Linked DNA regions of Homo sapiens: region 2 is linked to region 1. A link is an interaction called in ENCODE POLR2A ChIA-PET data of the cell type or tissue named here. Cell type or tissue: CD4-positive, alpha-beta T cell. All regions are shown on one strand. Links, peaks and the distances in the headings refer to the core of each region. The heading gives the core; the rest is flanking DNA. Region 1 holds the start of LOC124902541 (a long non-coding RNA gene). Region 2 overlaps KLF6 (KLF transcription factor 6).

Region 1 (15,257 bases), core at 4,576-12,575:
TACCTGCACAGCACCTCAGGGCTCTCTTTTTCTCTTTCAGTTAACAATTATACTGATAGTTCACGCTTCTTGTATTGAATGCTCTCTGCTCCAATAACTGAAGTGGTTTCTGTCTCCTCGTAGGATCCTTCAGACTTGTCTTAAAAATAGTGATTATGGACCAGAGAAGCCATTGCTTGAGAAGTTGGTATCAGGCTTCATCCATAAGACCTTTCCTCATAATTTTTCTTGACCAAGAGCTTACCAAAGTGCATTGACTAATGGGGCATAATTGACCACTAAAATCTACAGCAGCATTTTCATAAATGTTCAATCAAATTCAAGTGCAGTTTTCCAATTTTTACCACAGGTGTGGACCCTGGGGAGCCCTACATGGGTCTCCACTTTGGAACCAAGGTTTTTGATATGGTTTGGCCATGTCCCCACCCAAATCTCATCTTGACTTGTAGCTCCCATAATCCCCACGTGTCATGGGAGGGACCCAGTGGGAGGTAATTGAATCCTGGGAGTGGGGCTTTCCTGTGCTGTTCTCATGATAGTGAATAAGTCTCACAAGATCTGATGGTTTCATAAAGAGCAGTCCCCTGCACATGCTCTCTTGCCTGCCACCATGTAAGATGTGCTTTTGCTCCTCCTTCACCTTCCGCCATGATTGTGAGGCCTGTCCAACCATGTGGAATGTGAGTCCTCTAAACCTCTTTTTCTTTATAAATGACTCAGTCTCAAATATTTCTTCATAGCAGTATGAAAATGGACTGATACAGCCTGTTTCCCCCGTGTGGGAAGTGTTGTCTGGTGTTCACTTACATCTGGGTCCTTACAGCATTTGCCTTCAATTGACGAGAGCTGGTGGGCTCAAGGCTACACCCTGCTCCTTGGGAGCAGCCAACATCCAGTGACAGGTCCCTTCAGGGGTGCAGAGTTCTTGTCTTGGCTTGTCTGGGAGCAGCTCTGAAGCACCATCCCCATTTCTGAGCTCTCTGTGAGATCAACTGGGTCCTCTTCAGCAGGTGTTCCATGGTCTAGTTCTTCCCTCCTCCCAGTCTTGCTTCACTCACCCCCAATGGGTGTTGCTCCTGCTCTTTACCCATGTCTGTCTCACATCTGGCTTCCTGAGTACACCTCCTATGGCATCTAAACTATGCCTGAATGGTGCTCCCAAGAGTTGTTACTTCTCCCTGTCAAACAACCTCAAGGAGACTGCACGTGGAATGCTGTCATACCTGCTCGACAAATGCTAACGCTAAACATGAGTTGCTACTCAGTCAATAGTTTCATCTCAGAAATCACCTTTGCAAAAATTATATCAGTAAGAAAAATTATAACAGTAAGGGGAGCTAACTACCCCTACCCCTCTTGCCTTTCCCTTAATTATTCCTGGGCTATTGAGCCGAGCTGACTTTGGAAGACATTTAGGCTACAGTATAAATAATAATAGGCCTTATCCAAAACTCGATGGCTTTTATAAAGCTAATGGGAGGCTGTCAGTCTAGGGAGAATAGAGGAGCCAAGTCCTGCTAAGGTGCAGACATGAAGGATTTTCGGCCATTATTTATAAGATATGCAACTTCCGCAATATCTCCTGAAAATAACACCACTCTTGTAGATGGGTCTTTTGAGATTTTTCAGGTTTTTTGCATGTCTGACACTCATGGTTCCACCTGGACCTGCCAGCCCCGCTCCCGTGGCCCCGCCCAGAAGCAATTCAGCCTGCGGGAGGACAGCTTCAACACCCTGTGATTTCATCTCTGCTCCAATCAATCAGCAGCAAGCACCTGTTACCTGAACACTCCCACCCCTTTCTCAAACTGTCTTTGAAAAACCCCTAACCAGCCAGGCACAGTGGCTCATGCCTGTAATCCCAGCACTTTGGGAGGCCGAGGCAGGTCGATCACCTGAGGTTGGGAGTTTGAAACCAGCCTGGACAACATGGTGAAACCGTATCTCTACTAAAAAATACAAAAAAAGCCCAGTGTTGTAGCACATGCCTGTAATCCCAGCTACTCAGAAGGCTGAAGCACGAGAATAACTTGAACCCAGGAGGTGGAAGTTGCAATGAGCCAAGATCATGCGATTACACTCCAGCCTGGGTGACAGAGTGAGACTTTTTCAGAAAAAAAAAAAAAAAAGAAAAAAAAAGAAAAAAAAAGAACAACAACAACAAAAAAAAAAAACAGAAAAAGAAAAAAGAAAACCCCTATCCTATGAGCTTTGGAGGAGGTGATTTGAGTACAAATTCCATCTCCCACATGGTATGGCTGTCCTCATGTCTATTAAACTTTTTTCTTTACTACAATGCCATGATCTTTCTTCATGCACCAGGCAGGAAGAAACCCCTTGAGTGGTTTCATCTGCAGGAGAAAAAGAATAAGCGGAATATCTAAAACCGAGAAAAAATAGAAAGGAAAATAAAGATCGTAGAACCTCACCAAAATCAATGTTGCAAGGAATTACCGATGCTAAGTGTGGTTAATAACAAATGATAGAAAGACTGTATAGATGTTTGACCTTAGGAGTTATCAGAAAAAAGAACAGACAGAAGTCATTTGGAATATATCCATACCCCTTGCCCCTGCCATAAAGCAGGGGACCCCAGTCTGGAAGGAGCTCTCCACAGGAACAAGGGCGGTTGGAGGATGAGGCTCAAGGAAACAAACTGGAGAGAGAGAGATGCTATCAGCCTCATTCCAGAGTTATAGAACGTGGATGAAATAAATGCACCTGACGATTGGTGCTATGGACGGAATGTTCATGTTCCCATCCTCAAATTCATCTGTGGAAGTCCTGACCCCAGTGTGGCTGTATTTGGAGATAGAGTCTTTATAGAAGTAATTAAGGCTAAATTTGGTTGTAAGGGTGGGACCCTGATCCAACAGAATCAATGTCCTTGTAAGAAGAGCCAGGAGAGAGCTTGCTTTCTCTCCACTATGTGAGGACACCGTGAGGAGGCAGCTCTCTGCAAGCCAGAAGAAGAGCCCTCTCTGGAAACCAAATCAGCAGGTACCTCCTGCCTCCAGAATTGGGAGAAATCAATGCCTGCTATTTCAGCTGCCTAGACTGTGATGTTTTATTACAGCAGAAACACAAGTGGTTAAATGGTTACTACATTAATTCTGTTTGCATAGTGAAATTCCAAGATTAATAACTAAATATTCACACCATCTGGACATTTTCTTCAAATTCCGGAGCTTTGCAGCCCTTTCTGAACTGAGAGTTCCTGACTCTGAGTCCTAAGCTCTCTCTGGAAGTTGAGATCTTAATATGACTTAGCTTTCTGCTGGCTAAATGCTTGCCAGGATTACAGAATCAAACAGTAGTCCACCTTGGCAAAATGCAAAGCAACTCATCAAACTATAAGACGTATGAATGATCTTATGGCACTTCTGGGAAATATTATTTATTTCCTAATAGTCACTAACATCTACTGAGTCCTAAGGTTGCCACTCCAAGTGTATTACTATGTTTAACAGTAGCCTTTTTGAATAGGAAATATGCTACCTCTATTACAGAGATGAGTAAATAGCCTGTGGTACGAAGAAGTTAGGGGAATTTCTCAAGGTCAAACAGCTTATAAAGGGTTGATTCAGGATTAGAAAGCAGAGAGTCTGACCGGGGAGTCAGCCGACTCCGTCATGATCCTGGGATGCTCCTGGTCAGCCGTTTTCTCCGGAGTCAGCCTGGGCTTTCTTCTGTTGCTGTGAGTCTCCAGCACACCTGGTGTCTATCATGAAGAGTTTTCATACAGGGAAATAACTCCAAACTTCACCTTGCATAACTAAACCCTAGCCAAACACCCACAAAACAGCGGAGAGTCTCCTTTTCCCTTTCCCTTAGTGTTTACACGGAACAAACACAAACCAATGGCTTAATAATCCCAACAAGTGAGAAGTATCCATCCAAATGAATGTTAGGCTTGGGTGATGTGAAACGTAGACTGGCCTCACTGAACCAACTCTTTACTAGGGTTCCCTTTTTCTTTACTTTATGAAAACACTATATTAGTTTTATATTAATTTTAGTACTTTAAGAATGATAGTACTGACTAATATTAATTTTTAATCAATATGACTCAGAGAAAAATATACACACATTTCTCAAAGAAATATATACAGTCATCCTGGGTAAAGGAGGTGGATCGGTCAGGAATCCCAGGTATACCTAAATCTGCAGGCATGTACAAAAAGTCAGCTGTTGATATATGTGAATTTTGCCTCCCTCCAATGCTATATTTTGGATCTGCGATTTGCTGGAAAAAATCCCTGTAAAAGGGGGACCCATGCAGTTCAAACTGGCCTTGTTCAAGGGTCACCTGTACATTCACTTGTGTGTGTCATAGGCACTAATACGTTACTTTCTCCACTAAGATTTCCCGTACTTTTATTTGGAAGACAGTTTATTTCTGTTTTTTGTTGGTTTGTTTTTGTTTTTTTTGCTTGTTCTGTTTTTCTTTCTATCTTTCTTTTTTTTTTTTTTCTTTTTGAGATGGAGTTTCACTCTGTCACCCAGGTTGTAGTGCAGTGGAAACGATCCCAGTTCACTGTCACGTCCGCCTCCCGGGTTCAAAGGATTCTCCTGCCTCAGCCTCCCAAGTAGCTGGGATTACAGGTGCATGCCACCACGCCTGGCTAATTTTTATATTTTTAGTAGAGACGGGGTTTCATCATGTTGGCCAGGCTGGTCTCAAACTCCTGACCTCAAGAGATCTGCCCACCTCGGCCTCCCGAAGTGCTGGGATTACAGGTATGAGCCACCACGCCCAGTGGAAGACAGTTTATTTCTAAATCCCAACTCTCTATATGATACTCTATCAACAGAAAACATTGAAAATTATAATCTGTTTGAATTGGACATTCAGTTTTAAGTAATTCAAAGAATGCTTGCATTATTTATTTTTATGGTGCTTTGCCAGATTTTTTCACAACTACCGGAAACTATCATCTGTAAAAGGGTTCCCCTAAAAATTATACATGGGTATTTTATATATATTTGCATGTGTAAATATAGGTATATATCTTCACACATGCATAGAGCCTGCAGAGATTAAGCAACTGCAGGCTGGCTTGTTGTAAGCATGCAGACAAAAGTGTCAGGAATGATAGTACCCAGTATTTACTGAACACCTGGTATGTGTTAGGTATTGTTCTAAGCACCTTATTTTCATGCATTCACACACTCCTTAGCACGTGAGGATGGCATTGCTTTCATCCACATTTTTGGTGCTTTCATATGAGTTTTTCTTTGACCGTTGAGGGCATCTTCCATGGCCACCAAGCCAGCATTAGAAAGCTGGCCGCTTCCTTTTTCAAAGGAAAAGGACTTGGTCACCATTTTATTGTCAGTTTTAACAAGGTCAAGTAGACTCATTATGATTCATTCTGAAGTTGATGCCATTGAGTGAAATTATTCAGCATAAAAATAAAAGCAAAAGTAATTATTTGATTGCGTCTATTTATGTGAAACTACAACCTCTTGATTCTTAGAATATTATACAATCCTTTTAACAATGAGATAATATGCAAGGAAAACCCATGGAACAAAATCCCCTGGAAAACCCTAAATTTTTTTTTAGAGCTTTCAAATATATTCTTCCTCCAAAACATAATCTCAGAAGAGTGAATTGCCTTTGGAAGACTTCCACACAGGGAACACTGCTGTTATAACATAACAAGTAGTAAAGTGCCATCAAGCTTCTAAAGTAAGGGAGAACAGAAAAGCAGAAGGCAATTTTGTTTAAGAAAACAACTGCATTTGTTACACAATAACATAACAAAAGGAAATGAGACCACACTCTCTTAGAGAATTCTGAAGCCTTAATTACATTGTAAATTTTGGGAATTAATATGGTACAGGCAGCTTCTAAACTCATTCACAGGTCAGTCACTGACTTTCTGATTAGAGCATTAACCTGTCTCTGACAATCAGCTATAATTCCATTATGTATTTTTCCCAACAATATGAATCATATTGATCCTAAGGCTCAGAGAAGATTTCGGTAAGCTGAAAGGAATTTGGTAATGACAATGTGAACAGATGAATTTTGCATCTTCCCTGATCTGTCCCACCTCTGTAAGAAGAAAGTATGCTGCATTTGCTTATTGAAAAGGACCCGAGAGATTCCAGTCAGCCCAGTCTCTTTATCGTACAAGGAAGCCAAATTCAACTAAGACTGGACCGACCTGGCAGGGTGGCTCACATCTGTAATCCCAGACTTTGGGAGACTGAGATGAGAGGATCACCTAAGGTCAGGAGTTTGAGACCAGCCTGGCCCACATAGTGAAACCCTGTCTCCACTGAAAATACAATAATTAGCCAGCCGCAGTGGTGGGTGCCTGTAATCCCAGCTACTTGGAGGCTGAGGCAGGAGAATCGCCTGAATCCAGGAGGCAGAGGTTGCAGTGAGCCGAGATGACATCACTGCACTCCAGCGTGGGAGACAGAGTGAGACTCTATCTCAAAAAAAAAAAAAAAAAAAAAAAGGCTGGATAGCCTGAATCTTATACTAGAAGAAAAACCCCAAATATGCCCAGGCTAAAGTCATCTGGGGACCCATTGTTTTGGGTGGTGGCCTCTAATTAGGGCTTGAACAAATTTGATAAAAATCTGTGTTTTGGAGAGTTTCCCGTTGGAGGTGAGGCTCCTAGACCAGGTACTTGGTCATCCCCTGAGAGCTCATCAGCCAGGCAGAGGCTCAACTCCCACCCAGGCCTGCTGAGCCAAAATCTGCCTTTCAACAAGGCCCATGGGTGATCACTGTGTGCATGAAAGGTTGGAAACACTGGCTTAGGTGATACTGCTAAGATTGAGATCAGAGAAGGACTTGTTTTTCTCTAGGGCTTTCCATTTACAAGTCAGCTGACTATTCCGGGAACCACACTGATGGAAGCTCTCAGGAGCTTTTGTCTTGATTGGAAAACACTACCTCAGCCAGGAGTCAGGTCAGGAGATGGAAAGGTGATGGGCAGAAGCTGGAGGAGCTGGAGGAGCTGGAGGAGCTGGAGGAGCTGGAGGATCTCCATGACAGGGGAGATGCACTTCCATAGATGCATCTTCGTGCAGATACAGAGGAATCTGGCACTTTCTGAACCTCGAGATCCAATTGATAAGGAAGGAAAATCAGTAAAATGTAACAATGGCCATGCACATCAATAAAATGTAACCACAGATACAGCAAAATGAAAGTACTCTGTGATCAAAGGTGGCACACTCTCTTCCTGTAGGCATGGGACAAATCAGAAATGATGAAAAAATGCATCACTTCAAGTTTCAAAATGCAGGTGACTTCTAACATCTCAGATTTTTCAACAACTCGGCACAGTAGGTGGTATTTTCCTTATGTTACAGATGAGGAAACCAAGGCTCAGGGGAGTCTAGTCAGGGCCCCAATTCACACAGCTACTAAATGTCTGAGCTGGGGTTCACACTTACCTGTCTGACTGCCTAACACCCACACTCTAAGGCATCCTGAGTTTACATTTGTCACCACCTTTAGTTCATTGTTGACCCTTCCCCCAAAGCAGTACAATTTTTTTTTTTACATTTGCCAAGTACTATGTTGTATTTGCATACCAATCCCTTTTAGTGCCAAATTTAGGAGGGAAACCCCATTTATTAATAAATATGTCCTTAAAGGAGGACATACTCAAAAGGAAAGTGAAAAAGCAGGCTTCTGACATAGCTTGTTAAATGGGTCAGAGTGTAAAGAAGCAGGTGTGCGCACTGGAGTACATTGTCTCCAAGCATCTGGCAGAAAACCACAATGTCATGGGATTGTGCAGACAGCTCCCCTTCCTTCCCTCAAATAAAAGCAGTGTCCACATTTCCGCTGTGATGGGCACTGCTTCCCTCCTTTCCCTATGTGAGCTGAAAACTCACCCCTAGGAGTCAAATTTAATCAATTACACAAAACTATTTTACCGGACGTGGGTTGTGAGCTGGAGGTAAGGCTCAGTTCCGTTTCTAAAGGAGTCCACAAGATTTGCTTCTCAGAGAAGAAATTAAAGTTAATGATGGGCCAGGTGCGGTGTCTCATGCTTGCAATCCCAGCACTTTGGGATGCCAAGGCAGGAGGATTACTTGAGGTCAGGAGTTCAAGACCAGCCTCACCAACATAGAGAAACCCTGTCTCTACTAAAAATACAGAAATTAGCCGGGCATGGCAGTGCATGCCTGTTATCCCAGATATTCTGGAGGGTGAGTCAGGAGAATCACTTGAACCAGGAAGGTGGAGGTTGCAGTGAGCCAACATCGTGCCATTGCACTCTAGCCTGGGCAACAAGAGTGAAACTCTGTCTCAAAAGCAAAAAAAAAAAATTAGCCAGCGTGGTGGTGCATGCCTGTAATCCCAGCTACTCTGAGACTGAGGCAGGAGCATCACTTGAACCCAGGAAGCAGAGGTTACAGTGAGCCAAGATCATGCCACTGCACTCCAGCCTGGGCAACAAGAAGGAAACTCTGTCTCAAAAAATAAAATAAAATAAAAATAAAGATAATGATAAACAAATTTAAAGGCAAAAAACAAAAATCTAATAAAGTTACTTTTCTCTTTTGTTTCAGTTGGAGCAAAATAGGAAGTAGTAAAGATTCCTTGAAATCTATTTCAGAGCTGTTCCTTTGGGGCTATGAAATAAAAGACAAGACTGGTAGAAATGACTTAAAATGCAAAAATGGCAAAGGTAATGATCACCGTGGGTAGGTTATAAACGACTGTGGAGGTTTGGGGAGGCTAAATCATCCAGCCAACGGAAAAGTAGTCATTTGAATCTGAAGACAGTGAGCCTCTGCCTGCGTCTGTCTCATGTATTGGAATATCCTCTTATTAAATTACAGTGTTTTATAACTTGTGAATAAAATTGGTATCATGTTTACTATGCAAAAGCCTCGCTATTTTTCAGATGGATATATATTTAATATGAAATTGAAATGTAATATCTAAAGCACCAAGCAATAAAACCAACCCACCTTGTTTCAAACCCTGCTTAAGTTATTTTTTTGAATTCTGTATCTAATAACATGGTGCAATAACACTGAAACAAGATTCACACTATGATACTATTTGTTTAGGAGACCAAGAGTGTTGCTATGGAAACCGACCTTCAGTGTATCTATGGAAACAGTGACAGTGTTGTAAATAAAGATACTGAAAAGAGGAACCTAGTAAACTTAGCATATGAATTCTAAGAAAAAGAATAAAGAATGAGGACCTGCGGGGAGAAAAATTGTATATTTTCTTGTAAGAAAAAAAGCATTGTGACATATTTTATTAATCTCATGATAAAACTTTTAAGCTAAGTTTTCAAAATCTCCATTGTGTCTTCTACTATCTTCTGTTAGTTTCTGTCTTCTTCTTAACTGTCCAAATCATAACCTATTTATAATTAACAAAAACATTTATTGAACATTGTTTCAAATGACGCAACTTCACTATGATAGCATTTTAAAGGCCAACTTACCTTTTCTAAAAATGTTAACATGAAAAAAATTTCAGAAAGCATATGTTTAACTCACTTATGTTTTGAAGTTATAAAGTAATTTTTTTAAAAGATCCATCCATAATATTTACCAAACAATTTTAAATGGGCTATTAAAAGGAGGTTAGTTGTTTTTGTTTGTTTGTTTGTTTTGTTGTTTTCAACATTGCAACCCTTTGAAATCATTATTAAAAGACACACAAACATTTATTGAGTTGTAATTTCAATCTTCTGGCTTCATTGTGTCCTGCTGGAAGGAAACAACTATGTCTTCCCTTTGCATCTCCTGATATTGAGGAGACCGCTGTGCACCTAGGAGAGAGCCATGTGTGGGATGAAGGGATGAAGCTATTAAAGGAATCGAATATGATAAAACAAACGAACACACAAAAAGACAACAGAATGCAATATAATGTCAAGTGCCTGGCAATAATTACATGAGCTGGCTCAGTTATGTGGAAACTGATCTCATCTCATTTGAAAAGGCAAGAAAAGGTGACGGTTGTACACCAAGTAAAGCAACTCAGAGGAAGGGAGGGATGCAGATTGGGGCCCGCAGCACAGGAGAGAGGCGCAAGGCCGACCTCACCTGCGCTCTCCAGAGCCACCCCCTCCTCCTCCTCTCTCATGTCTCCGGCCATCAATCAAGTCACACAGAGATGGACAGAGCAGTCCTTTTGTAGCCGAGCCGAGAGCCATGCTTCTCCTAAACTGTTGGTTCCCAGATTCTTAAAAGATTTTGGTAAGTAAATATTTCATGTTAGTATAGGACTATGTATCCTGGCGTTTTAAAAACTCTAGAATAGTGCTTTTTTCTGTTTAAATTTGGAATTCTGTCATTTTTTAAGATCCCCTAAGAGGGTAATAAATAAGCATTTCGAATGAGGAGTTTAGACTAGATCCTTAGTCTTCAAATTCCTTTTCAGGCGTGGGGGACCTCTGGGGAGTGGCTCCAGAGAGGCTGCCTCTTTCCCTCATGAGAACAGCTCTGCTCACCTCACCTAAACTTCTTCAAATGCCTTCTTTAAAGTATTGGCTTCCTTGTTTACAACAGTCAAGAACAACCTTGAAAACTTCTGGGGAGGAAATCCCTTTCAGCTTTCTATTTCTGCAATTCTCTGGTTACTTTTCAATAAATAGTCAATGATAAAAGAACCACTAAGAAAGCATTCCTAACCAGAGGACTTTTGGACTCCCTTCAACGTAGAGCTAAGGGTCTCTCAATGACATATCAAGGCACATTTAACCGCAGGGGACATTTATTGAACATCTATCAGTTGCTCAGAGCACTTGTTGGCAGGCGCCAAGGCTGAGCAAGGCTACGGTGCTCGGCTCAGAAAGGAACCCAGAAGCCGTCCAGAACCGGGGTGGCTTCCCAGGGGAGTGGCCTCTGAGGTCGCAGGAGCCCACGCTCAGGGGTCCCCATGCTGGACTTTATGCTTTGCCATCTCCGTATTGAATTCCCAAATTATTTTCTCATGGAACTTGGGTTTTTAAGTGAAGCCTGTGGGGACAAGGAAGCACACGTGTGATCAGAGGAGAGAGAGGAATGGGGGACGAAGGAGAAGATCTTTATGCACAGTGAGATTGTCTTAGGTGGCTCGGACTACCATGGCAAATACTACAGACTGTACATCATTCAGATAGTCACATGCAGAGCTGGTAGCTCTGCACTAACAATAGCAAAGTCCATGGTACAGTCTGGAGGTGGCTAGTCCAAGCTCAAGGTGCCAACCGTTCACTTTCTGGCAAGGGTTCTCTTCCTGGCTGGTAGACGCAGCCTTCTTGCTGCTGTATGACAGGTGGGTTTGGTGGGAGACAGAGAGAGAGAGAGGAGCGGAGGGAAGTTCACTCTCTGGAGTCTCTTCTTATAAGAACACTAATCCTATTGCATCAGGGCCCTGCCATTATGACCTCATTCTACCTTAATTACTTTCTTACCCCAAATACAACAGCACCAGGGGTTAGGGATTCAATAGAGGACTTTGGCAGGCGTTGGGGAAACAACTTGGTTCCCAGCAGTACTATTCCAGCTTGAATTTTTAGCAGTAAAATAAAATCAAAAACAGAAAAGAGGTTGTTAGTTAAAAACTGGTATAACCACTTTGTGGAAGCTTACATAGTCATTCAATATTATATTTCCAAGGTCGTTCCATGACATAGAGAAGGCCTTGAGTATATGATAAGCACAAATGGTCACATGAAATTGTGCATAAGTACACAGTTTATTGACAACTACGTAGAGAAAGAGACATCTGCCTAGAAAAAAAATGCTGAAAGGTGATACATAAAAATACTGATAAAGGTATGTTTAGGTAGTAGGTATATTTTACATTTTTTTCTGTTATTCTGTATTTTCAAATATTCCTTCATGAATATATACTGCTTTTTACTAAAAAAAAGTTTGAATTATCCTATTAAATTTATGGTCATGATTTTTAAGAATAAAATAAATATGGAATAGAATAATTTACACACTACTAAATTGATGAGTTAATATTTTCCTTGAGTTTATAAACTCAAATTGGATCAAATTATTAAAATTCAAAAAAATTCTAAAGGAAGGTTATTTTTTGAACTTCGGTTCTCAAATGTAATTTGAACGTATTAACTTCCAACACTAGCAACAAAAATATCCATCGCAAACGAGAGTCATTTGCAAGCTTGCTTTGGCAAAATAAGCCCTTTTCAAATGGGACCTTACACAGTATTCCAATATAAAATTCACACTGAAATGAAGCCCCTCTAGTGAATACCAATTTGGGGCCCTGCCCATGCCCATCCTCCTGGAGGCTCCCAAGGAACCTCTGTTGAACCCAGGGTTCCGTGAGCCACAGTTCTAATGCTCTTGGACAGAGTAGAGTATGAGCCCTGGGTTTTAAGTCCCAGCTCTACAGGTAACTATTTGCATGATATTCAGAAAGTTGTAGCATGATGTTGATGAATTATATTATCTCTGGGGTCTCCTCCAAGTCTGTAGTTCTTTGAATCTGTTTGACTAGGGTGGACCATGCCAGTATGCATTTTTGTTTTCTTTTTTTTTTGAGATGGAGTCTCACTCTGTCACCCAGGCCGGAGTGCAGTGGTGCAATCTCAGCTCACCGCAAACTCCGTCTCCCAGGTTCAAGTGATTCTCCTGTCTCAGCCTTCCAAGTAGCTGGGATCACAGGTGCCTGCCATTATGCCTGGCTAATTTTTGTATTTTTACTAGAGATGGGGTTTTACCGTGTTGGCCAGGCTGCTTTCAAACTCCTGATCTCAGATGATCCACCTGCCTCAGCTTCCCAAAGTGCTGGGATTACAGGCACGAGCCACCGCATCTGGCTGCTAGTATGCATTTGTTTAAATTATCAAATGGGAATCTGAAATGGGGCAATGGGAATTAAGAAAAATCATCTTTTTTTATTTAGAACTATCTTCAGACATGAACCCTCACAGTTGAACACATTACTTCACAATAAATATAGGCTGCCCTTCCGTGCCCCTCAGCCAAATGCCTTTTTAATTTTTTTTTTTATTTTCAACTCTTGCAACTAAATAAAGCAATCATACCACTAGTGTGACGGTTAATTTTATGTGTCAGCTTGGTTGGGCCATGGTGCCCAGATATGTGGTCAATCTTTATTCTGGATATTTCTGTGAGGATATTTTTGGGTGAGATTTCCCTGATATGGGTGAGCCCCATCCGATCTGCCGAAGGCCTGAAGAGCACAAAAAGCTGACCTCCCTGCAAGCGAGAGAGAATTCAGCAGCAAACAGCCTTCAGACTTCATCTGCAACATCAGCCCTTTCTGGCTCTGCACGAAACTGTCTTCAGACTCAAACTGCAGCTTTTTCCTGAGTCTCCAGACTGCTTACCACCCCCATCAGATTTTGGACTCACCAAGCCTCCACTGTCCCATGAGCAAATTCCTTAAAATATCCACCTATCTATCTCCTATTGGTTTGTTTCTCTGGGAACCCTGACTAATGCAACCACCTTTATCATAAACTCGGAAGAGAATTCTCCATGACCCTCACATGTCTGCACATCTTCTGAGTAGAGGCCGTGAGAGTCTTTGTCCTGGAGTATCTTGTGAAAGATAGTTAAATAGTGAACAGCTTTGGAAGACAGAGACTGTGTGTCCTTCAAAGCAAAGGGCAGGTATGCCTACTGCTTCTTGTGAAAGGCAGCTTCCCATCCTCCAAGTTTAGGTTCACCTCCTGAAATGCAATCCACTGCATGTGCAAATGTCACCTGACCCTCCTTCAGTCACCCTCTGGGGGTGGGGAGTAGGAGAACCAAAATTGCTGATACTCTGCCTACTGCTATTGCTTGAGTCATAAAGTCCTTTTGGTCTTTGACCCAGAGTACTCATATCTTCTGTCAGCATTCACAAAACTAGGACAGGCTAACTTGAAACCTTACAAATAGGGTAAAATATTAGATCCTTCCCAGTTCCTTACAGTCCACATAAAATATGCCAAAGGGTCTATAATCAGAATCTCATCAAATGCATTGTGTGGTGTCTTGAAAATATATCTACAAATCCTTTGACAATCCTTCTTTGAAAAGGTGAGGTTCAATTCTGCTCCTCTGCGTGTCAGCTGGACTTTGTAACTTGCTTCTACAGAAATAGAATGTGGCAGAATGGGAGGCTAAGGTGGAGGGATCCCTTGAAGCCAGAAGTTTGAGACCAGCCTGGGCAACAGAGCAAGACCCTGTCTCTACAAAAAAGTTTAAAATTGACCAGGCGTGGTGTCTCACACCTGTAATCCCAGCACTTTTGGAGGCCAAGGTGGGCCGAATCATTTGAGGTCAGGAGTTCAAGAGCAGCCTGGCCAACACGGTGAAACCCCATCTCTACTAAAAATACAAAAATTAGCCAGGTGTGATGGTGGGTGCCTGTAATCCCAGCTACTCAGGAGGCTGAGGAAAGATAATCATTTGAAACGAGTAGGCGGATGTTGCACTGAGCTGAGTGTGCCTTTGCACTCCAGCCTGGACGACAGATTTAGACTCTGTCTGAAAAAAAAAAAAAAAAAGTTGAAAATTAGCTAGGCTCAGTGGCGTGTGTGCACCTGTAGTCCCAGCTACTCAAGTGGCTGAGGCGAGATGATAGCTTGGGCCCAGGTGTTCAAGACTGCAGTGAATCATGATCGCACCACTGCATTCCAGCCTGGGTGACAGTGAGACTCTGTGTCTACAAACAAATAAACAAACAAAAGCAAAAAACAAGACACATGAGCCATTCTATGGATGTCTTCAAATAAGCAACTATTTACTCTTATTGTCTTTATATGTGACAATATCCAAAGGGCAGCCTATTCACTCTGGAACATCTCACATGAGCAATTATACAGTGAAAGGAGCAAAAAAAGAAAAAAAATTAAAACCCTGAACATGAGCGATGGAATCAGAAGTGTCTATTCTGCCTCTTACTAAGAAGTGACCACACCCAAAGTCACTGAAGCTCTCTGATTTTCAGGTGATTTTGGATGACTAGTGTAGTCATACCTAGCTGTCTGGATAATTTTGATGATGAAATCAGAAACATAATAGCATTTATTATCTACTAAACATTGTGTACCGGAATTTAGAGCCATGATTTCTTTTAACATATCCAAACCATCTAGAATTGTGCCTGGCACATGTTATGTAATGCATAAACCTTAGGCCCTGTCTTCTCCCAACATAGAAGATTGATACTTGATCATGTGCCCATGATCTCAGTTTATGTGCCTTAAAATAAAATCCATGACTTCCTCTTGTTATGATGATGGCAAACATCTACTTGTAACTGTGCTCTA
Region 2 (15,257 bases), core at 839-8,838, 98 kb after region 1:
TACCCTGAGATTGGCTTGACAACTTTGTTTTCTCAGGTAGCACTTGTAGTAAATTCATATTTATGATTTGACCAAGGAATGAAGTGAACCCAGTTGTTCAATTGCCATTTAGAGAATGATTCCGGGGCCCTGTACTGGGGCTTTCCAGAAGCTCGTAACTTCAGCTTTGTAGAAAGGTAGAACGTCCCTGAGGAAACTGCAGAGGCACATTCCATAGGGAAGTGAGGATGGAACAGAAGTGTGTTTGGGAGAAACAGTTGCCATGAAGAAAGCAATAGCTCTGCCTTTGCCGGGGCTGTGGGTCCGGCAGGCTGACACCTCATCCCGCAAGCATTTTGCTGGTCTGAGTCGTGGTCGTTCTTCCACGTTAACTTTGATGACAGCACCATGGGCTTGGCTGAAGCTGTGTCCCTTGGACAGCAGTGGGAGGCCTGAGACTGGGTCAGGAGAGAGCTGCTGTTGTCTCTCTGAGGCTGCCAGTTGTTGTGTGTTACCGATGCCAGAAGCCACTGGGTCCCTGGCCTTGCATCCCACCACTGTGTGTGTTGTTGAATTTCCCCTTTCCGTCTGCGGGTCAGTGAAGTCATGGGCTGCTTGTCCTGTGCTCTCTCCCCAGGAGAAAAGCCTTACAGATGCTCATGGGAAGGGTGTGAGTGGCGTTTTGCAAGAAGTGATGAGTTAACCAGGCACTTCCGAAAGCACACCGGGGCCAAGCCTTTTAAATGCTCCCACTGTGACAGGTACGTGCCTGAGGACAATGCTGGGCAAGGAGCGTGGGGCCTTGGGAATGTGATGACCAGGGTTGAGTAGGTGTGCAGGGCACATTCGAAGGAAGGCATGCAGTTTCCTATGTGTGAACATTTCTTTTCAAGCCTGGGACTTTTTAGAAAGTTTCTGGTGTGCTCATTGTCCATGGTTAGGAAGAACTGTTCCACATACACCTGACATTGGAGTCAGTTTATTGATATGTTTGGAGATTGGCCTTTCAACAGTTTTCATATTTGAAGAATTAGAAATGAAGTCCGTTCAGATTCTCCAAAGAACCTCCAGCCACTGGTGGGGGACATTCTTAATTCACATTCCTATCAGTTGGTATCTCCTGTCCCTGAAGACACTGATGAGGCTTGGGAGGAGAATCCCACCTTTCCCTGCAGGGGGTTAGGCTGGGCAGGGCAGGGAGGTGAGGGCGCTGGTCCAGAACACTGGCAAGGGATGGGAACCTAACTTCTTCTGTGCTTCTGATTTGCCCTTGCAGGTGTTTTTCCAGGTCTGACCACCTGGCCCTGCACATGAAGAGGCACCTCTGAGGGAGCAGAGAGGTGGATCCTGTAGGCTAAAAGGCTTCCAGGCTGAGAGCCGGCCGTGGAAGGAGGGATGCGTGTTCCAGCCAAAGCATGCCGTTCTGCACCCTACCCAGTTGCCTCCAGGGCCTCTCCTTGGAAGGTCTTTTGAGGGCTAAAAAGGTCCTGTAAGAAGCGGCATAGCACCCGTGGTGCATGGTATGTGGGTGACCCTGGACTCGCCACTGGTACCCGCCCTTCCGAGCGGCGCCTAAGCCTTTGCCGTGAGCATGCACACTGAGAATGCTAATGGTTGGGTTGATTGTATGTTGAGGATCTATTACTGACCGTATGATGAGGCCAACTTTTTTTCCTTGTGGTTAGCAAGACTGCAAGAGATGGAAAAAAAGTAGTTTGAATGTTTTGTGTGTAAGGAGTATACCATGAGATGAGATGACCACCAATCATTTCCTTGGGGGGAGGGGGTGTCTGCACCTTAGAAAAAAAAAGAAAAATCAAAAAAACAAAAAAACAAAAACAAAAAAAGAAGGAAAATCTTGGAGGGTGGGCGTGGGAACTCAGGACCCCAGAGTGGCGAGTGGTGTGGGGAGGGAGAGCCTCTCTCCCCCTTTTCTGTGTGAGAGGAACTCTTAGTGTCTGGTGCAGCTATTAAATGTGCAATGTGTCAAGTAGCTTGTTTTACACGCTACAACATAGCTCATTTGTAACCCATTGTATAAGCTGTGTATTTACAAATATAACACAACAATTTAACTTTTCCTTAGAATACAAAAAGTCATGCATGGTCTGGGGAACTATATGCTTTTCCATTTTTAAGTCAGGACTGCAATACTGATTCCAGTTAATGAGCAGCTAAGATCCAATCTGTCTAATACAGTGACCCCCTAGCCATCCGGGCCTGGCAATATACAATTTTTTTTCCCCTCCAAGTTTGTAACACTCCCCTTCCAGAAAGGCATTGTGCAACACAGGATTATTTTTAAATGATTCTGAATTTGAATTAACTTTTTGGAGAATTCTGTGATGCCCTTAGAAGAAATTGGACACGTATTGAGTGTCACAAAGCTGGGGCTGGGAATTGCTGGTCTAATGTTTCATTAGACTTAAGAACCTAAAATTTTTCTCAGTTGGGTGGATAAAACCACTAACGCTTAGAAACTGTTTTCTCATGCAGCTATGTTTCTCTTATTTATGCCTTGAGGACTAATTTCTGGTTTTCTAGCTGTTAATGCACTGTTGACCTTCATAATGGTGCCTTACGCAAGCGATCCCTTCTGTGGGGGTCTCATACAGGGGTGTGGGCGATGCATGCTTTATTAAGGCTCTTGTTTCACCTGGCAGTGTACTGTATCAACGTATAATACAGAAAAAAAATCTCTTTAAGGTCCTCCTTCACAAAGACATAGAGTGAAACTCCCTTTACATGTCAGTATTTGTTCAACACTTTAGGCAACTTGACTGTCAGTGTTAAAATGGAAAACAGGAAAATGGAAAAATCTGACCAATTCTGCCACCTTGAGACTTTCATATAGACCTTGCACAACAATTGTATAGATCACACACCGGCTGTATTTAATATGTAACATTTTCACACATATTAAAGATACAGAAGTATTAAAAAACCCCCAATGTTAATGTATTTGCTTAAAAGGCACAAGTTTCACATATCTGTCTAGCTATCTGTTGGTAATACAGAAAGTATACTACTTTTTTAAAAAAGTGGGCAGAATTCTTGTGTATGTATATTTGTGTGTACAGTATGTGTATGTGTGTATATATATATATTATATATATAGATAATATATAAATATTTTTTTTAAGGAGAAACTAGAATGTTTAGCTAGAAAATTCCACAGCCTGTGAAGAAATATTTCAAAATGGCCATAAAGGAGGTAAAAATGAAAACCATAACCTAACTTTTATAGAGGCTTTATCTTTAATTTAACGATGTGCGGAGGACTTTCTTGCTTGAATCTGTTCCGGGCTGTCTGCTCTGTCCATCAAATGGGCAGGTCTGGAATGGGGCACCTTCGGCCGTTCAGAAGTGGCCTGAACAGAATGCTGGAACCCAGGCTGGACTCGGACACACTAAGGTTTTGATTTTGAATTTCAGCCTTATTAGAAGATCTAACCTAAGAGTAAGCTAACCACAGGGATTCTTTTGTAGAACACTTTTTATGCAGATGAAGCTATTTTTTCCAGCAAGTAGATTCTTCCAGTTTTTCCAAGGAGTAATTTCCCCGAATTGGCATACCACGGCGTGGACAGCTGATATTTCACCCAGCTGCTGGCTTGTGGGTGTGGCTCTTTGCTTTATATATATATACACACATGTGAGTCTGGCTGGGCTGGTATTTTGTTTGATCTTCCTGGAAATGAGCAGTGACTAACGCTCACATAACTGGTTTTTTTTTTATCTGGGCTGATGAATACATTTACCTAAGAAACTCATTTCGTTTTACTTAAGAGGGGAAGTGCAGTTTTCTTTTGGCAGTTCAGAATCCAAGCACTTGATTTGCTGGGTTTGGAAAACTCCTTTTTTGGCCTTCTATGTGCTTAGCCATAACAATTCCATTAAGCAAGAAGGTAAGCAAAAGACAAAAAAAAAAAAAGGAAAAAAAAAAACTTGCACTGGCTTGTCTCACTTACGAAACATGTCGGAGCTGTTTGCCTGGGTGGGGCTGGGTACCGTACCTGTCAATGCCTGTGATTTTCATAATTAGCACGTACATAAAGAAGTACATTCTGTTCAGGTGATAACTGAGCCTCAATCAAGCAGAAACTTTTTGCTTGAAATTAAAAAAAAATTTCTATTAGTGAAATTTCTTTTTTTTTTTTTTTTGGAAGCACCCTGTTATCTAAAGAATCTTTGTAAGATTTTTGTAAAATTTTGTTTTACAAGATTTTATTTGAAATTGTTTTTTGCAAGATTGTTATATTTCTGTATGAATGTATTTTTTATTGGAATAACATAAAAGAATTCTTATCAGCATCTTGAGTCTGGTTGTTTTTTTTGGGGGAAGGGGGTTGTTGGAACAGATTCCTCCTGCATTCATCACCCTGGCTTCCTCCTGGGGGCAAATCTTCATTGAGCAACCCTGAGAACAACTCACCGACCTCAGCCCCTTCCTCTTTCCACAGCCTGTCCTGGGAGCTGGAGAGGATGTCAGCGAGCCTGACATTGCCCTCCCTGAATGCATCAAATACTCTTCTCCAAGGACTGACAAAAACAACCCCCCGGCTGTGGGCACAGTAGGGAACCATGCCGGTTTGATCTTCCATTGCTCAAGCCAGGGAATGCATTGCAGAGGCACCTGCACAACGACAAACTTGAGTGTTTCCCTGCCACTTCTGTGCCTCCACAGCCTGCTCCAGTTCCGCAGCTAGAGCTGGGCCTACCTTCCCCAGCCAGCCCTGCCACACACCTGGCTGAGGCATGTCTGGGAGGGGTGGAGGAGGCAGAGGGACTCCAGGCCAGAGGGCTGTTCTCACAACCTCAGCCCACTCTCAGTCAAGGAGGGCAGAAAATAAAAGATGACATCACTGCCAGAGGAGTTACATCTCTTTTTTTTCTTTTAAGGCCAATAAGATACATTAAATGTAGAGTTTGTTTGAAAATAGGCAGCCTTTTGTTTTTTAGAGCAATGTTTAGCAAGTAATCTCAGCTTTGCTTTACTGTGTGGACCAGGACAATTTGATCCTTGTAGGAGTCCATTTTCAGATTACACTAAGCCAATCAGTAGCAATGGGGTAAATCAATGTGTTTCCGTGGGAACCAGCTTCTTAGTGTGACAACAAGGATATTCTACTTGAGGTGGCTTAAGCGCTCACTCCTCTCCATAGCTCTTCATTTTGCTAAACGTGGGGAATTTACAGTGGTTGCTTTTAATTTTATAATTGGAGAGGGGATGGATGTTAAGATGTGTGCCCAGACTAGGAATGTTCATTAATTTTCTTTCTATAACTGTGGTAAAAATGTCAGCAGTTTGGAGGGAGCTGTGGTAGGGCAGGACGTGGGGAGCAGACGACATTATTGCCGGGATTCGTGGGCGTGTTCTATCCCCAAGCACATGTCAACATGACTCATGGTTGGATTGCCCCGAATGTACAGTCTAAATTTAAAGTCTTGATAGTCATTCGCGGCTACTATTAAGACTTGACCACTTTGTCATGGAAAGACTATGCAGGACAGCTAAGTTATGTTCAAATAAGGCTGTTAGCGCTGCCGTGCAAGGAATCGGCTGCAACCTTAGGGTATTTATAGAAGTATAAAAAATTTCAGTCTGCTTAACAAATTTTTTGAAACCTAGCTAAAAGAAGAAAGGAAATGTTCTAGCTTGAACGAGCTGTGTGCTTTGGACAATTTGCTGAGCTACACCGACCCTCAGTTTGCTTATTGCTAAAATAGGGCTAGGTCACGTGGATCCAGCATTCTCGATAGCACTACAATTCTGTGGTGTGTAAGTATAGGGTGCACTTCAAATTACACGTTCGCCATCTTCAGAGTGCTGGCCTCAGCTCGAGAAAGCTTTCTCTTGTGCTACATGAAAGAATTGTTGAGGAAAACTGTGCTCAAATGGAAACTAGGACTTTCTCAGATTGCCCTTTGCCCGTCTAATTACAGTTAAGTTATTTAGACATTTGTTGCGTTATAGCATACCATTTTTTAAATTAAAATCACCATTTTTGAAAAGTGCTGTTGTAGCTGTAAATGGACCCAAAGTCTCCCAAGTGTCCCCACTTTACCGGCCCCGTTCCCTATCCAAGTTGACCTGAGTGCTCAAAGGACAACACAGGCAATCGGAGGAAAGTGTCTTCCTTTTCTGCTGTAATTGCTACGGAGAAAGAACACAGCTTTCACACCTAACTCCCCTCTTTTCTGTTAATATTATGCCACCAGGAGCTACTTTTAAACAACCATCCTTGCCAAACGGAATTACTTTCCTAGCAAAATTTCATGATGATGCAGATAATGGTGTCTGCTTCCTACTTCTTGTGCTGTAGATTACAGGACCCCAACCCCCAGGCCACGGATCGATACTGTTCCAGATCAGTGGTGGCATTAGCTTCTCAAAGGAGCATGAACCACCCTATTGTGAACCGTGCATGCGAGGCATCCAGGTGGCATGCTCCTTATGGGAATATAATGGCCTAATGCCTGGTGATCTAAGGTGAAACAGATTTATCCCCAAACCGTCTCCCACCCCCACCTATCCCTACCCTTCTCCACCCCCAAGTCCCACCATCCCTGGTCCGTGGAAAACCTGTCTTCCGTGAAACCAATCCCTGGTGCCAAGAAGGCTGGAGACCGCTGCAGTAGATGTTATATCTATTTCACAGATGAGGAAAACTGAGGCCCTGAGAGACAACACAACTTTCCTGAGGTCACAGCTAGGAAGCAGCAGGCTCAGCATACTGGTCCAGGTCTCTTAGATGCGAAAGACCGTGCTTTTTGTCACCATCCCACACTGCTGTCTCGCCCAACCTTTGCTGTTCGATCTGCAGCAGCCACCATAATATGACATTACATGTATGAAATGCAGACAGGGCTTTCTCGCAATTCAGAAGCACTCCAGCTACAAATTGTGCTGTAATCCTGAGAAAACAAAAGTAACCATTTTGAATTGCTTTCAAGATATGAGACAGATGGCACATATTTATTTTTAATGTTTAAGAAGATAGAGAAAGCAATTGGAGATGTGACATCCTGCATTAATTGGCATGAATCACCTAATGCACACAGTTAAGATACAGAGAGACGAAAATGAGGCCCATGCATCACGCAAATGAGGACCACAACAAAGTGTGTTTAACTAGATTTATTTTATAACAAGGTCTTTCTGTTTCTAAGTAATTTTAACGAGAATTCTCTAAACGTCTGTGGATGAAGAGACAAAGAGGAGAGTAAATATGGGTTCCACATGTCCTGAGAGAAGCCACGCCAGGCGGCACGATCACCACAGAATCTTAAAAGACAGATTTAACCAGAATGCCCATTGGCCTACGAGTCCCGTTCAGCTGCAGTTGCTAGGTTGCATTTACTTTCCTTTACATGATCTGTACAAAACACTGTAAGTGTGTGTGTGTTTGTATTTAAATATATGTGTATGTATATATAAAATGTACATACATACACACAAATACACATGTATGTATATACATTTTATATATACATATACAAATATATATATATACATATACAAATATATATATACATATACAAATATATATATACATATACAAATATATATATACATATACATATATATATATATATGTCAATGATCACATGATCTCTGGAATTATTTTTTAAACTAAGAGCCCCAATTCAGATCTGCCATGAACAAACAACGAGCTTCTTTCGAAGCTCCAGGGCTTGGCTAATGGGTAACTGAACACAGGGTTGCACGCCATTTTTCCAAGATTTGCCCTTTGTTGACGACAGGCACATTTATGGGTGACTTGCAGGTATCAACCAAGCACAGCGCCGCTCCCCTTGATTTCTTAAGTTTCGCGTTACCACATTTCATTTGGTTCTGCAAGATCTGCTTCCAGATGTGCAAGATAGTTAATGACATGCACTGACATTATCAGTTAACTCACTCCAGAGCCAGGCGGCATGACCCAGGTGGCATTTTTCTGTTGGTGAGGAGACAAGAAAGTGGGGCAGTTTGGGCTGCAGTAGAATGCAGCCTTCTGAATCCTTTCAGATGGGAATGGAAAATCCTTCACTATCATCCCCACCTTCCTTGTGCAATGTGCTATCCTCCCCAAATAGGTGATTTATTCTCAGGTTCAGAAGCTAGATCAAGTGGGCTTACCATGACACATATGTGTGTTTGCTGGGGTTTATTTTTATTTTTTTTAAATCTAACTCCTCATGGTAAATTGCCTTTGAGCAACATTCAAATATACAAATAATTGAGTTCATGTAAATTAAAGAGAACTTAAGTGTTAGCTACCGATTTAAAACAGTCAGCTTAGGATCCAAACTTCAAAGCCATGCATTCAAAGGCCATCGTGCCCTGCCATAAGGTGGAGATAGGAGACAGGAGCTGCTCCAGGATGCGTAGGGCAAGAGACCACTAGAAAGTCCCCCATTTCTTTTGTTGCCATTGCTTTTGGTGTTTTAGACATGAAGTCCTTGCCCATGCCTATGTCCTGAATGGTAATGCCTAGGTTTTCTTCTAGGGTTTTTATGGTTTTAGGTCTAACGTTTAAGTCTTTAATCCATCTTGAATTGATTTTAAAATTGACAAATGGGATCTAATTAAACTAAAGAGCTTCTGCACAGCAAAAGAAACTACCATCAGAGTGAACAGGCAACCTACAAAATGGGAGAAAATTTTCGCAACCTACTCATCTGACAAAGGGCTAATATCCAGAATCTACAATGAACTCAAACAAATTTACAAGAAAGAAACAAACAGCCCCATCAAAAAGTGGGCGAAGGACATGAACAGACACTTCTCAAAAGAAGACATTTATGCAGTGAAAAAACACATGAAAAAATGCCCATCATCACTGGCCATCAGAGAAATGCAAATCAAAACCACAATGAGATACCATCTCACACCAGTTAGAATGGCAATCATTAAAAAGTCAGGAAACAACAGGTGCTGGAGAGGATGTGGAGAAATAGGAACACTTTTACACTGTTGGTGGGACTGTAAACTAGTTCAACCATTGTGGAAGTCAGTGTGGCGACTCCTCAGGGATCTAGAACTGGAAATACCATTTGACCCAGCCATCCCATTACTGGGTATATACCCAAAGGACTATAAATCATGCTGCTATAAAGACACATGCACACGTATGTTTACTGCAGCATTATTCACAATAGCAAAGACTTGGAACCAACCCAAATGTCCAACAATGATAGACTGGATTAAGAAAATGTGGCACATATACACCATGGAATACTATGCAGCCATAAAAAATGATGAGTTCATGTCCTTTGTAGGGACATGGATGAAATTGGAAATCATCATTCTCAGTAAACTATCACAAGAACAAAAAACCAAACACTGCATATTCTCACTCATAGGTGGGAACTGAAAAATGAGATCACATGGACACAGGAAGGGGAATATCACACTCTGGGGACTGTGGTGGGGTGGGGGGAGGGGGGAGGGATAGCATTGGGAGATATACCTAATGCTAGATGACGAGTTAGTGGGTGCAGCGCACCAGCATGGCACATGTATACATATGTAACTAACCTGCACAATGTGCACATGTAGCCTAAAACTTAAAAGTATAATAGAAAAAAAAAAAGAAATTAACTGGGAGGAAGGATGGATTTGGGGTATTATTAATAACAATAATAATAATGTCTACCAAGTGCTCACCACATGCCAGGAATTCTAAGTATATTCATTAGCTCAGATGTACCTGACCACAGAGTTTGGGCTCTTAACTATGTTACCATTCTTTGTTGTCTAAAACAGAGTTCTATAAAGAAATACTTAATTTGGAGATTAAAGTTTTTTAAATCTCAAAAAAAAAAAAAAAAGAAAGTCCCCCATTTCTGAAGCGGCTCCCAGCACGTTCCCCTAGATCTGAGGGGAGGTACAGTAAGATCAGTGAACGCTGGACGGAGCCTCGGCTGCATGGAACAGTAATGTCCACAGATGGTACCAAAGAATGTCGCACAGACCTTCCGGCCTTCTTCGCTGTGTAAGCAGCTCCTTCTCAAGGCTCAAGGATGGCAAGGGGAGGGAGCTGTGGGAACAAGGCCAGTCCCATTCTCTGCCCTGGGAGAAAGGTTTATAGGATTTAAGAGGGGAAGGCATGCCTGCAGCTGCTGGGTCACCATTAATCAATTGTGCCCCACCCACTGAGCTCCCTGCACTTAGGGAATCAGAAATGTTGCCTTTTCAGGATGTGTAGGTTTAGTAACTGGATCAGGAAATAATCTATACAACAAACCCCCGTGACAGGAGTGTACCTATATAACAAACCTGCACATGTACCCTTGAACCTAAAATAAAAGTTTTAAAAACAAGACAAGGCACAAACAAGCAAAACAAATCAAAAACTTTAAAGATGGCATTCAAATAACTTGGGTTTATCAATTTAAAATATTAAAAATATTTGCAACTCTGTAACTTAAAACAAAAAAAAAGGTGGACGTATCTTCATGACCAGCCTAGGGTAACACCTGGAAGCCAGGCTCCTGGATAAGAAAGTGGGGAAGCTATTACCCAAGTACCCCACGGCCATTTCTTTAAGCTTGTGAGTTTCCTTAGAAACTTTGAGCAGTACTACAATCTAGGAGTTACTGTTTTTAAAGGATTGCTAAGAATGGCATTTGCAAAGAGTAGACATTTACCCTGAGCGAGCAATGAGGAGTCTTCCTTTATGGAACCTACAAGGAAAGATTGCACTGATTTCTGGCTTTGGGATTGTTACTTAGACCCTTAGAGCTGTGTTTTTCTTACCTCTAAAATGGGGATAATGGGAACCTGTTCAGGATTATTGCAGGATGAGAGGTAAGGTATGCAGAGGACCGAGTCCATGTCCTGAGACACGACACATAAGCCACAGCGGATCACAATTATTACGGAGTGGTGGATATTTACTTTTTAGGAAAATAATTCTTGTTTTTCCCATTGAATTCAGTTGAAAATGGATTTAGTTTTTAATTTGCAATAAGAAAGGTTCATTTGCATTTAGGTTTCACAACATGATTTTCCAGTAAATTCAGGCAAGGACAAGCAAAGAACACGATGCTGGGTTTGTATGATTTATAAGGTAGTTTCCTCTTGCAATGCTTGCTGTGCTTCTGAAATCTTGCAGGAAGGAAGTTCTGCAAGTCTTTGGGTAAAACTCTCTGTCAAAAGCCGAGTCATACTGACCAATGGCGGAATTGAATTGACCAATAGATTCAGTGAGTTGAATTCCCTGTGATTTTGACAAAAGACAAGGAACCCAGATGTCCCGAGTTACTGCAGTTTCCTATTTTATTATTATTATTACTTTTTTTTTTTAGACGGAGTATTGCTCGGTCACCCAGATTGGAGTGCAGTAGCGTGATCTCGGCTCACGGCAACCTCCACCTCCTGGGTTCAAGCGATTCTCCTGCCTCAGCCTCCCGAGTAGCTGGGACTACAGGTGCCCGCCACCACTCCCAGCTAATTTCTTTTTGTATTTTTGGTAGAGACGGGGTTTCACCATGTTAGCCAGGATGGTCTCGATCACCTGACCTCGTGATCCACCCGCCTTGGCCTCCCAAAGTGCTGGGATTACAGGCATGAGCCACCGTGCCCGGCCTACAGTTTTCATGAGTGGCTGTGAATCCAGAGATTGGTCTAATTCTTCTGAATCAGGGCACTCTGCTTAAGGCACCACCAAATAGATGTCTCACCGTGATCCTCTGGAATAATTGCATTATTTGTTACATTCTTTGCAACTAAATGAATTATGTGGGTAGAACACCACTTGAATCACAAAGTATCAGCCCGTGTGCTAGAAGCCAATTTGATTTGACAAAGGTTTGTCCAACGACAATTATTATGCTTATATTCAGATATGCTGTTTGGCTCATTTTATTTTGTTCTGTTTTGATTAATTGAATTTTGTTATTTTTGGTTGATTATTTTCACCACCTTTTTCCCTGTGTGCATAACTCCCACAGACATGCCTTCTACGCCATCATTATCCTTAGTGGAAATGAAATCCCAAATATTTGCAGAGGGATTTATGTTGTAGTTATTGTTGCTTTCAGTTGCTGCTCTTCGCTTGTTTGTAAAATAGTCTCACTGGCTGTTTTCTGGGTTTTTGTTTTTTTTCTTCTACTAATAAGTGCTTCCTTGGGGCCTGATGCAGGTGGCCCATCTGAGTAAAAGAGTGCTTGCTGTGAACCTGGGAATGGCTCTCCCCTGAGATGACCCAGGGTTGCACAGGGCAGTCGTCATCATCCTCCTTGTGCAGGGGTGACCCTCAGACACAGCCAATTAACCCACGCAGCCCTGCAAGAAAGAGCCGGGGTTATAACCAACTCATCTCTCCGACTACCATAATATACACTGTTTAGCCATTTTATCAATTTCTCAAATTAGATGCTGCAGAAGTCACAGGTGCACCTTGATGAAATATGTGGCCGAACCACATCTATGCCCTATTGTCTTCCAGTGGAGCCCATACTCACCCTCTCACCTCTAAGCAACGGAACCCCATGCCAACCAGCAATGGGCCATTCTGGAGCCAGGTACGCATTTTCTTCATTCACCCACACAGTAAGTAGTGGGTGTCTCCAGGTGTCAGGCACCATGCTGGAAGCCCCTCTGTCTCTTCTTGCATGTTGGCTACTTGCGGAGCGTGAGCCCGAGTGTGAGGCGCCTTTCAGCTTTTATGTATTGTTGACAATGCATGATGAGGGACCTGGTCCTTTCGAAGCAAAGGCTGTGTGTGTGTGTGTGTGTGTGTGTGGGTGTGTGTGTGTGTGTGGCCTCAGCTCAATATCACAGTCTTCAGACAGAAGTGGGCTCAGTACCTGCTTTCTTGCAGTCGTGACCATGATGGTCAGCGTGCCCATTCCACGTCCATGTGTGGCTCCTTCGCTGCTGCCTTCACAGCCCCTTCTGACTGGTGTGGGATGAATCAGGTAAGAAGTCACCAGGGCCATTCATTCTGGCCCCAGATCACACCTTCCCTGCTCAGAAATGACACCTGTGAGAGAAAGAGGCAGCGGAATGTCCCCATTTATGGACAAGGGTTGAAGTTTCTACCATAGAATACTCAGGGTAGAGCTGAACAAGGTACAAAGAACATCTGTTTTCATTTCTACTGCTTAGCTGTTGAGCAGTAGTGAGTGTCCGGTATGACCTCCCTGAAGCATAATGACGTTCCAGAAATGGATGGAATGTCCTGGGAGAGCCAGTGGCCACCTGTACTCTGAGCATCTTCACCCTTCTCCCTTCCTCCCTGGAGGATGAGTCCTTTGGACAAAGAATTGTGCATACAGTTGTCCCCCTTATCCCAGGGCGACACGTTTCAAGACTCCCAGTGGATGCCTGAAAGTATGGAAGCACCAAATCCTATATATATATACTATGATTTTTCCTATACATACCTACCTGTGATAAAGTGTAATTTATAAATTAGGCACAGTAAGAGATCACCTATAACATAATAAAATAAAACAATTACAACAATATACTCTAATAAAAGTTATGTGAATGTGGTCTCTTTCTCTTTCTCTCTCTCTTCCTCTCTCTCTCTCTAAATTTCTTCTTGTATTCACCTATTTTGAGACCTCACCTATTTTGGGACATCAGTTGACCACAGGCTACTGGAACTGCCAAAGGCGAATCCGCAGATAAGGGAAGATTACTGGATAAAATTTAATGGCTCTTGACTCCTCAGCCCCTAGGAATGCTCAATGTATGAATGAATGAATGAATGAACAATGAGCCTGATGTTGTCACTACTTTGCTCTCTTCTCCAACAGCATGGACGCATTAATTCTAAGCAGGATCTCTAAATAAAACCAGCAACTCATTTGATCCAAAATATCAGACCCCCTCTGGTTCCTGTTTTGCCTAGAAGGGTTTACATAAGACCAATCACTCATTTTCCATTTCATTCTCTTCCTTCTCCCCTTTCTCAGTAGATGGAAAGCCTATGGGAAAGACGACGTGGTTAGACAGCAGAAGACAATGACCAGGGATGTCCACACACCTGTCAATTCAGTTCTCAATAGTACAACACCAGGAAGAACCCCCACCTGGGAAAGAAAGGACCTGTGAGTGTCCTTTTATTTTGACTTCATATTAATTGAAAGGCTACCCCCCAAATTGACAAATGCATTTAATGCTCCAAGAAGATTCACAGGCCCCAGAACATAGCTACTCAGGGAAATGAAAGTGAAATCTTATTAAAGCACGTTTTTTGTTTGTCATTAAAATTTAAACAATCGGGTGTTTCGACGCATCACTTCTGTGCTAAATGCAAAACCTTTGTAATTCCGGATGTGAGTCTTTTGCACAGGAGACACACCTCGGGTTTTCCCAGATGACTCGTTAAAACGTTTACAAATCCCAAACCTCCTTTTTCACAAAGTGCTGCCTTTTCCTGCTTTTTACTTGCAAGCCACTTGATGTTTATTTGACTACATTAAAACAGAATGGTTGTCTTTTTTTCTTCAAGGTCAACCAGACAGTTAAGCTGTCACTGTTCATCATGTATTCATCTTAACGCAGAACATTGCAAAGTGCATGTTGTCTTTTTCCAGTTAAAGGTAACGTGTGATGCAGTCAGTGTTTCAGATGGAAAAATGGACTTTGAATCCCTGCGTCCCATCCGAGGGCAGACTGGGTCTGCCCCTCCTCCACCAGTGCAGTCCCCTGGGAGGGCTGCTGTGGGCAGTGAGTGAGGAGGCCAGGGCCGTGCCCAGTACAGTCCTGACGAGCCTCTGACCTCGCTCCACTTTTACCCCAATGGCTAACTTAGAGGCACGTTGTTTTGTTTCCAGTCCCACGTCCACCATTCCTTTTAGTAACTCTTTTCCATTTCATCACGTTTTCATGATCAGTCACAAGGAAATATTCAGATCTCAGCAACAAATTAAATGCACCGAAGCTCAAAGGCCTGGGTTCCAGAACCCAGCTCCCTACTAGCTCTGTGATGTGGGCCAACACACTACGTATCTGAAGGAGAAATTCTCATCTTCCTAAATTCGCGAGTTGGTGAGGAGCTCTCAAGAGCAAATGCATGGAAATGCACCTTTAACTGGGAGAATTGTGTTCAAATATGATGCAGCTGCTTCATCACCTCCCTCTGCTTCAGTTTGTCATTTGTAAAACTGGGGTTGAGGATAGCAAATGTGCTGGAAGATTGTCAGGATTAAAAATTGTATCTGCAAGGAGCTTAGCCCCAGTCCTGGCACAAAGGTGGGTGATGTATGTCACAGCCCCATGGGATCCAGATTGTAATTGTAATTTCTTCTTTGTA

The links. ChIA-PET counts read pairs that join two places held together with the same protein. Peaks named below come from ENCODE experiments on the same cell type or tissue, not always from the same donor. Only the 100,000 strongest peaks of a DNase experiment are listed, where the experiment ranks them.
Region 2: POLR2A ChIA-PET joins it to region 1 with 10 read pairs; 30 of 35 experiments call an interaction of 5 or more read pairs at or near these places.

The regions. Positions count from the first base shown.
Region 1 is chr10:3,867,740-3,882,996 of GRCh38, reverse strand. It overlaps LOC124902541 (a long non-coding RNA gene), which reads left to right and starts at 7,669. Exons shown (of 2, transcript XR_007062365.1): 1 at 7,669-7,937; 2 at 8,554-8,869. RefSeq lists enhancers at 7,458-7,787, 12,795-13,294. In CD4-positive, alpha-beta T cell, for the core only: no CTCF peak of the experiment used is centred there; DNase peaks (open chromatin) are centred at 6,736, 7,326, 7,706 and 9,076; H3K4me3 peaks cover 1,900 bases; H3K27ac peaks cover 5,928 bases.
Region 2 is chr10:3,765,589-3,780,845 of GRCh38, reverse strand. KLF6 (KLF transcription factor 6) reads left to right here. Exons shown (of 4, transcript NM_001300.6): 3 at 617-740; 4 at 1,256-4,850. The coding sequence ends at 1,307. It overlaps LOC105376363 (a long non-coding RNA gene), which reads right to left. Exons shown (of 4, transcript XR_001747332.1): 3 at 12,799-12,974; 4 at 11,526-12,274. Among named protein-coding and RNA genes, the nearest start is that of KLF6, 12 kb to the left of the region's middle. RefSeq lists a silencer at 6,295-6,589 and an enhancer at 13,825-15,024. In CD4-positive, alpha-beta T cell, for the core only: no CTCF peak of the experiment used is centred there; DNase peaks (open chromatin) are centred at 3,655, 4,745, 5,065, 5,355 and 8 weaker places; H3K4me3 peaks cover 1,357 bases; H3K27ac peaks cover 2,781 bases.